Regions from separate parts of the Homo sapiens genome. Here all the other regions are linked to region 2. Evidence: chromatin loops called from intact Hi-C (ENCODE). Cell type or tissue: Caco-2. All regions are shown on one strand.

Region 1 (2,500 bases), 430 kb after region 2:
TGCAGCCGGAAGGCGCGGGCCCTAATCCGGCCTTCCCTCCCTAAACCCCGGCGGAAAAGAGGCCGCGCTTTGTCCCACCGCTGCCTGAGAGGCGGAAGCGGGGGCAGCCGTCCGGCGGGGTGCGGCTTTGGGGAGTGTCCCTTGCTGCGCTTTGCGCCTACCGTGAACACCGCGAGGGCGCCTAAGGTCGCGGGGTCTCCCTTCGCCCGACGCCCCGCACCCACGGGCATGCCTGCTAACACCCCCGCTGCAATTTGCATTTTTAGTCACCCGCCTCTTCCCTGGTTTGGGAAATGTAGGCTAAAAAAAGGCGGCTGCGAGGCCTAGGTTGCCAATTTTGGAGCTCTGCTTCAGGCAGGCCGCCCCTGGAGGAGCGTGTTCGACAAAGGTGGGGATTGCCGAGCTCCTCTCCGCACCATTTTTGGGCAGTCCTTGGAACAAAACTCGTATATTTCACTGGGTATCTTCTAGTTTCAGCCGGGGGAGGCCTGCGCTGGAGTTGACTCCCCCTGTCCTCCACGATCTGTCACAGAAGTTCCCACCCCGAGACGTTTCAGTCATTGGGACCTGGGGACAGGGAGGGAAGAGGCAGGATGCCCTTCAGCGGAACTGAGAAGAGCAAACCTGTTGGAGGTTCAGCACAGGACCTCCAACAGAAGAGAAAGGGAGGGAAGTTGGGTTTCTACTTTGCCTGTTTTAATACGCAGCTACTTGAGTATGACTATAGATTCGGGAGGATACATCGAAACTGTAGTTTTACCCATGCTTCTGAACTTTATCGCCAAGGGAATGCCAGTGTTTCCTGGCGCATTGATTAAAGTGGCGTTCTGACTGCTCAGTACTAGAAATGCTGCGAAAAGGGCTTCTGGAGTGGGACGGCCCTCGTTTGCATTATGTCCCCCGCTTCTTCCTAGGTAAGCGCCCTTAGTTAAATCATTTAGCCGTTCTAAGTTGCAGTCTTCCACGTCGGCATAACGAAGATAAAACTATCTGCTTCATAGGGTCCCTGTGACGACAAAATGGGTACGGTGAAACGTCCTAAAGTGGTGGTGGGGTGCTATTAGCCGTTGGAATTAATTTTTCATTCTGAATTGAGGACCTGTAAAAAGGCCTCGGCTTGGGGACACGGTTTGGGCATCCCACAGATGCCCCTTGAGGCTCGCTTGACAGCCCGCCTGGACTCGCTCATCTGCAGCAAAGCCCTCTGAGATACTACCCTAACCGATTTAATCCGTTCCAATTCAGCTGTCAAGTAAAGGGGGTGTTATCGTAGACCAGGATCAAAAATCCTTTAGCACAGTTATCAGAATGGACCCAGCTACATTTCTGATTTCTCCCTACTGGTCACCTTTGGAACACGCTGTTCTCCAGCCACAGCAAACTGATACAACAATGCATATTGGGCACTTAACTGCATGATGGGTACCGTCTTGTTTCTGTGTTTACTTGCATAATTTCGGACAGTCTTCAGAAAAAACATGTAAATTATCCCATTTACAAAGATTAAAGAATTTGCCCAAGGGCACACAGTAGCAACAGAGTGTCAAGACGTGAGGCCAAACCCTTTACAGACTCTTAAGGATGCCCACATGCACGGATTACATAGAGTGTTATGGACACTATATTCACCTCCACGTGGTATTCCCTGCCCACATGTGAAGAATTTCAAGGTCAGCATTTTGAATTTTGACCTCCAGGCTTTCTCCAGCCTCACGTTTTCTGTTGCATCCTCCATGTCAAAGATCAAAAGCGAGGCTGCTTTCCCTGCTCCTTTTACACACCAGTGGTTTTCTTTGCACGCAACCCTTCATCAGTCAAACATTCACTAAATGTTGCATATTTTATCTCTCTTAGAATATGCCCTAGATCCTAATCTTCACAAGTGTCATTGGTTATCTAGTGCGTCAGCACAGCACATAAGCCTAGGTTCAAACCTCTGTCACTCAGTAGTAGTCTGGGCCTCACTTCATTCATTCATTGATGCATTTATTCTAGATTCCAGGAAAGCAGTAGAGAATAAACAGACAACAATAACCTGCCTCACTGAAGTTTACATTCTAATGAGGACAGTCCAATTAACAAAACAAATAATTATATATTAGAAAGTGAAAGCGCTATAGAGAAAAAGCAAGAAAAGGAATTCGGAAGTGTGTAACATTGGGAATATATATTCCTCCCTCAAAGGACTGTGAGGATTAGACACAACTGAGATGACACACGAGAAGTGTAGGGCACAAAGTCGGTATTCAGAAGATGATTTTTAAAATATCACCACTTCATTCCTGCATAAGGAATGCTGTTGGTGGTGATATTGCCATTCCTGTGAGGCACTGAGGAAAAGCTCTCTTAGGAGATAAGGGCTGTAGTAGTTGGAAGAATTACAGGCTTCCTTAATTCCAGAGGCCTCAGTGCCCTTCAGAGGATATCATTCATATGAAGAGGTCTGTATTTAAAAATTGGAGATAGCAGATCATCTGTGATCCATTCTCATGAGTGCAGA
Region 2 (2,500 bases):
GAGTAAAATCTTCCTCTTTTATTCAAAGGAGTAGGGCCCATTTCAATCAGTGCCAAATACTTTTGAGCAATATTGAGGAAATATTTTTAAGAACTACAAAATCTTATGAGTCAGACAGAGAAAAGTAATCTATTTTCATTATATTTTTGCCACATGCAAAGACTTTTGTTATAACACTTTAACTTTCATTTAAAAATCTATCATCACCACTGTAAGTTAGGAAGCAAGGAGTGGTAATGACAGAATTTTAATTTTTTTTCATGGGCTAACATAGCTTAATATATAGATAATCATGCTTGGATAAATACTTGATGAAAGAATGATTGAAGATAAATATCAAATATTTCCTTGCGTCTACTTTGGTACCATAATCCTCTCCAGTGATCTCTCTATTTCTTTACTTTTCTTCACAAAAGATCTTTTTAAGTAAGTTGCCACTTTCACTGTCTCCACTCAACCACTGCCAATTTGTTTTTTCCCCACCCCAGGTAGACTTCCAGTCTCACCCCTGCACGGATATCTCTCCCATGAGGTCATCAGTGACTCCATGTTGTCTAATCCAAGGAATATTTTTCTGCCCTCATCTCTCTTAACTTTCCAATGGCTTTTGACACAATTAACTACTCCACCTTTCTTGAAATATCTTTTATCGTAGTCCTATCTCTTCTGGTTGCCAGTAACAGGAACATGACTCAAACCAACTTATGTAAACACAAAAGGAATTTATTGGCTCTTTTATCCAGGAAGTTCAAGGAATGGTGCTAGTTTAAGGCATCATTGGCTCTAGAGGTTCAAACACATATTATCAGAAACTTATTTATTTTTCTCTACCTCTCAGCTTACATTTCTGCTGTTATCTCAGTTTTTAGGCAGGTAAACCTCACATGGTAACAAAGATGGCTATTGACAGTTCTAGACTTTTATCAATCATCCTTGTCTTTCCTGGTCTTAGTAAACTCAAACACACACACACACACACACACACACACACACACACCACATGCCTCTTTCCTGTGAGTATCAGTGGGAGTAGTGAGAAGGCTTTAATTGAGCAAGTCTCATACCATGCCCAACTGAGAGCAGAGACTTGGGGAGGGTCTTGTGTGTTGGGAGAGAATCAGCTCCACTTAAACTGTATGGATTAAGATTTAAGAAAATACACTCATCTTACACAAAAAGAAAACACACATAGGTACTATAGCTTCTGTAACACTCCTCTCTCTTCTATTGTCCTTGTCTGCTCTTTTTCAGCCTCCTTTGCTGTCTTCAACTCTAAGTGTTGGAGTAACTGAGCTTTGTGCTGGGTCATCTTTTGTTTTCTGCTCACTCTCTCTTCCTCACTGTTGTCTAAAACGCTTCTAAATCCACAGTTTACATCTACTTGTGAAGCTGCTGACTTCCCATGTTTATAGCTACAGAAGCAACTTCCCCCGAGTGCCTTCTAACTGCTTATTTGAAATAAGCAGTCAGATTTCCACATGAATATCTATATGCATTTCAAATTTATAATAGTGTTCTTGTTTTCCGCCCAAACCTATTATTTTCCTGAGTCTTTAATATCTCTTTAAATGGTGCCAGCATCCATCAGTTGCTTAATCCAAAAATGCAGAAAACAACCTTGTATTCTATTTTTCTCTCAATTCCCATATCTAATTCACCAGCAAATTACACGATTTATGACACCAAAATATATCTCAAATCCATCTTTTCATCCGTTCACCAACACTGCCATCACCCTGTCTAAGCCACCCTAGTCTATCACTCAGATAACAGCAATAGCCTATTAAATTAAATTGCCTTCTTGCTTTTACTCTTCCCCTTCACTATTCCAGTTTTGTACTGAGCAATTGAAGTGATCTTTCTGTCATCTCTTACTTCATCTTTTTAAAGTTTTATTCACTATATTACAGCCATGCTGGTCTCTTTTCTGTTTCTTCAATAGGCCAAGCCATTTTTTTTTCCTCAAAATCTTTGCATTTGCTCTTTCCACAGCAAAGAATGCTCTTCTCCCAGTCTCTGTACTTTTCAGTTCTTATCTTAAATAGTCTGTCTTTAGAAGGGCCTTTCTTTACCACCTGTCTTGGTCATCTTGGACTGCCATAACAAAATACCATAAACTAGGTGGCTTATCATCAACAGGAATTTATTTCTCACAGTTGTAGGGGCGGGAAAGTTTAATACCAAGATGCCACCAGATTTGGTGTCTGCTCTGGTAAGTACCCACTTCTTGATTCGCAGGCAGCAGTCTTCTTGCTATGTCTGCACATGGAAGAAAGAGTGAAGGAGCTCTCTAAAGTCTCTTTTATCAGGGCACTAATCCTATTTATGAAGGCTCTGCCCTTATGACCAAATCACCTCACTAAGGCCTCACCTCCAAATACCATCACATTGGGGATTGGGTTTCAGCATATTAATTTGAGGGGCGCATAAACATTCAGTCTACAGGACCACTCTATGTAAGTTTATTTTCTCCTTAACTTACTTAATTCATCACCCACTG
Region 3 (2,500 bases), 290 kb before region 2:
TGGATTTTCCTTTTCTTCTTTTAAAACAGGGAAAATTATATTTACTTTGTATATTTGTTGAAAGGATTAAATGACAAAATGTATGCAAAGTGACCAGCACTTTCCTGAAGTATCAGAAGCACTCAGTAAATGTTATTTTCACTTCTAACTTCTCCCTCTTTTGAATTTGAGAAGCAGTAAAGATCCAAGATGTCCATTCAGACAGTAGAGTTGGTGAAAAAAAAAAAAAAGGAAAACTCAGTCAAAGGAGGGACTCAACCAAAAGGTTCCAGATAATTTTTCAAAATTAGGGCATAATTGATTCAAAGTTCTAAATATACATAAATTCTTCTTTGGGATCATATTTAAATGTAAAATTATAGCATCCAATAAGTGTTTAGTGTGACCAAGTCCAGAGAAAGGTAATTTGACTATAATTACTACTCTCATTATTACTTTATCTGTAGTTAGGATTTTTAAATCTTGATCTCTGTAGCTACTTTAGAAATATATACAGAACAGCTTATTTCTGTGGGTGTATGTGTCCAGTTAAGGCAAAATTCATCTAAGGAGTGTTAAAGAAACCAGAGCCACTAATATTAGCCAGAGTAGGAAATGGATTCTAGAAAGTAAATGTGTTCTAAGAGGAGCACATCCAAGATGAGATATAGTTGTGATTGTTTTCTGTTGTGGTAAGATACTGGAACGGAGGAAGGAGGGGATGATAGCATAACCAATATCCAACTGGAAGTTGATAGTGATTTGCAGAGTGAATAAATAGACATGTTTTATTGAGCATTTTGAAATAAGTATATTTTGGACCATACTGTTCTTCTAAGTCATTATTCACTTATGATTTTTTATGTTACAAATTCAAAAAATAATTTTTTCCCATAGAATGTCTGAATATTCTACAGATGACTCAATGCCAGGTTAAATCGGAATAAAGATTTGAAAAACTTTTACCCTTTTTTCTCTTTACTTCCTACCACAAGAGGGCATATATCTCATCTTCTCTTAGAAATTAACAGAAGATATGTAGAATGTGGGTTATTTTCAATCTATTCAGTTGTCTATTCTTTCCTGAGATCTGATTGACAGAAAAGAAGATTCCCTACCACCTCATGGTTGCCTTCAGAAGGAAAAAGTTCTATTTCTAAAAATTCACATTTAGTATAATAAATTTACCTAGTACCATCTAGAGATTTTTTTTCAACCTGTATCAACCCTCTGTATCAAGCAAAGAAGATGAAAAAGATGCCTTTACCATCTCTTCTATCAAATACTTTAGTATCATGTAGTGGTAAACCACCTAAGCGTCAGGCAATGCTGTCTTTCTACTATTCTGCAGTTTGATCAATAAAATGATGTTCACTCTTCCCATAGAGCATCAAGGTTTCACCTGTTATGAGAAAACGGGATCATAACCTTCCCTCCAAACTGGGAAGGAGCTGAGAGACCAAAGAATGGTGCAGACAAGTCCAGCTTGGCAAGTAGGTGAATTTATTAGGACTTACATGTGGGGCACCCCCAGGTGGTAGCAGGACAGCTCTGAAGATCTGCCCCATTTCTCATCTCTAAGCTGCTTTTAAGCAATTTTCTGGCTCTTTGCCTACTGTATATGTATGTGCAATTAAACTGTTTTCCTTGGTATGTTCCCAGCTATGCTCTGGGATGTTTGGGTTCTCAGGGACAGCTGCTGTTTGGCTGGGCACCGTGGCCTTGGCTCACCTCCCAGTATCATGGCCTTGCTCACTTCCCAATATTCAAGGTTCAAGCAGCAGATATACACCCTTAAGTAACCTGGTGGGGGACCCATAACACTGCAATCTACCTTATACCTTAGCTCTTATATTCTTTCTATCAATCTTGTACAAGAGTCCCTGAGTTGGGTGTGAGGGGAAGAAGTATACAGCCCTATAAGGTATAGCCATGGCTTGTGCATACAGGAAACATCTACAGTATACACAACAGAATAAAAACCAGAAGCTAATGACAATTATGATACCTATTAGCAAAACATAACTGCAGTGAGTAGGTAAGGTGTATAACCAATTTGCGAGTGAGTCAAAGAAACCTAATTGGGCTATATCATGGGTTTGAATTGACAAATGATTTAAAGCATTTGTGACATTACTTTCTTCATCAGGGACATAGGTGCAACAGGTAGCACCTATAAGGGTGCATGTTGTTGGGTCTCTGTCATGTTGGCAATTGATCCAGGTCGATGCAATCTCCAATGAGTCTGGGTTGCATTATCTGTGCTGTTGAACAAGCCACTCTAGTTTTATTGTGAGAAAGGCAGAATTTTCCAACGCATACCATTACCATCTGACAGGGTAGGTATTCACATTCCCAACAATCGGACTGGTTGCTGACTGCAGCTGTAGTTGCAGCCCAGTACAGGAAGACATTACCAGCTGCCATGGGTAGCAGGAACAGCAGCCTATGGGCATAAACACAGGTGTTTAATAGGGCCCTTCGTGGATGTATCCACTCATTGTAGCATTACTATTGTTGT

The links. Peaks named below come from ENCODE experiments on the same cell type or tissue, not always from the same donor. Only the 100,000 strongest peaks of a DNase experiment are listed, where the experiment ranks them.
Region 1: a loop joins it to region 2, with 2.1 times the contacts of the local background. A loop is called at or near these places in 3 of 110 quality-filtered maps.
Region 3: it touches region 2 in a loop (1.9-fold over the local background); 3 of 110 quality-filtered maps call a loop at or near these places.

Annotation. Positions count from the first base shown.
Region 1 is chr12:89,354,143-89,356,642 of GRCh38, forward strand. The region is part of intron 9 of POC1B-DUSP6 (POC1B-DUSP6 readthrough); the gene reads right to left. Among named protein-coding and RNA genes, the nearest start is that of DUSP6, 2.9 kb to the left of the region's middle. RefSeq lists an enhancer at 535-584. In Caco-2, a CTCF peak has its summit at 1,180; DNase peaks (open chromatin) are centred at 516 and 1,749; H3K4me3 peaks cover 1,679 bases.
Region 2 is chr12:88,925,518-88,928,017 of GRCh38, forward strand. No RefSeq gene overlaps it. Among named protein-coding and RNA genes, the nearest start is that of LINC02458, 93 kb to the right of the region's middle. In Caco-2, no CTCF peak of the experiment used is centred here; DNase peaks (open chromatin) are centred at 504 and 1,004.
Region 3 is chr12:88,632,536-88,635,035 of GRCh38, forward strand. No RefSeq gene overlaps it. Among named protein-coding and RNA genes, the nearest start is that of KITLG, 53 kb to the left of the region's middle. In Caco-2, CTCF peaks have their summits at 992 (motif pointing right) and 1,216; no DNase peak of the experiment used is centred here.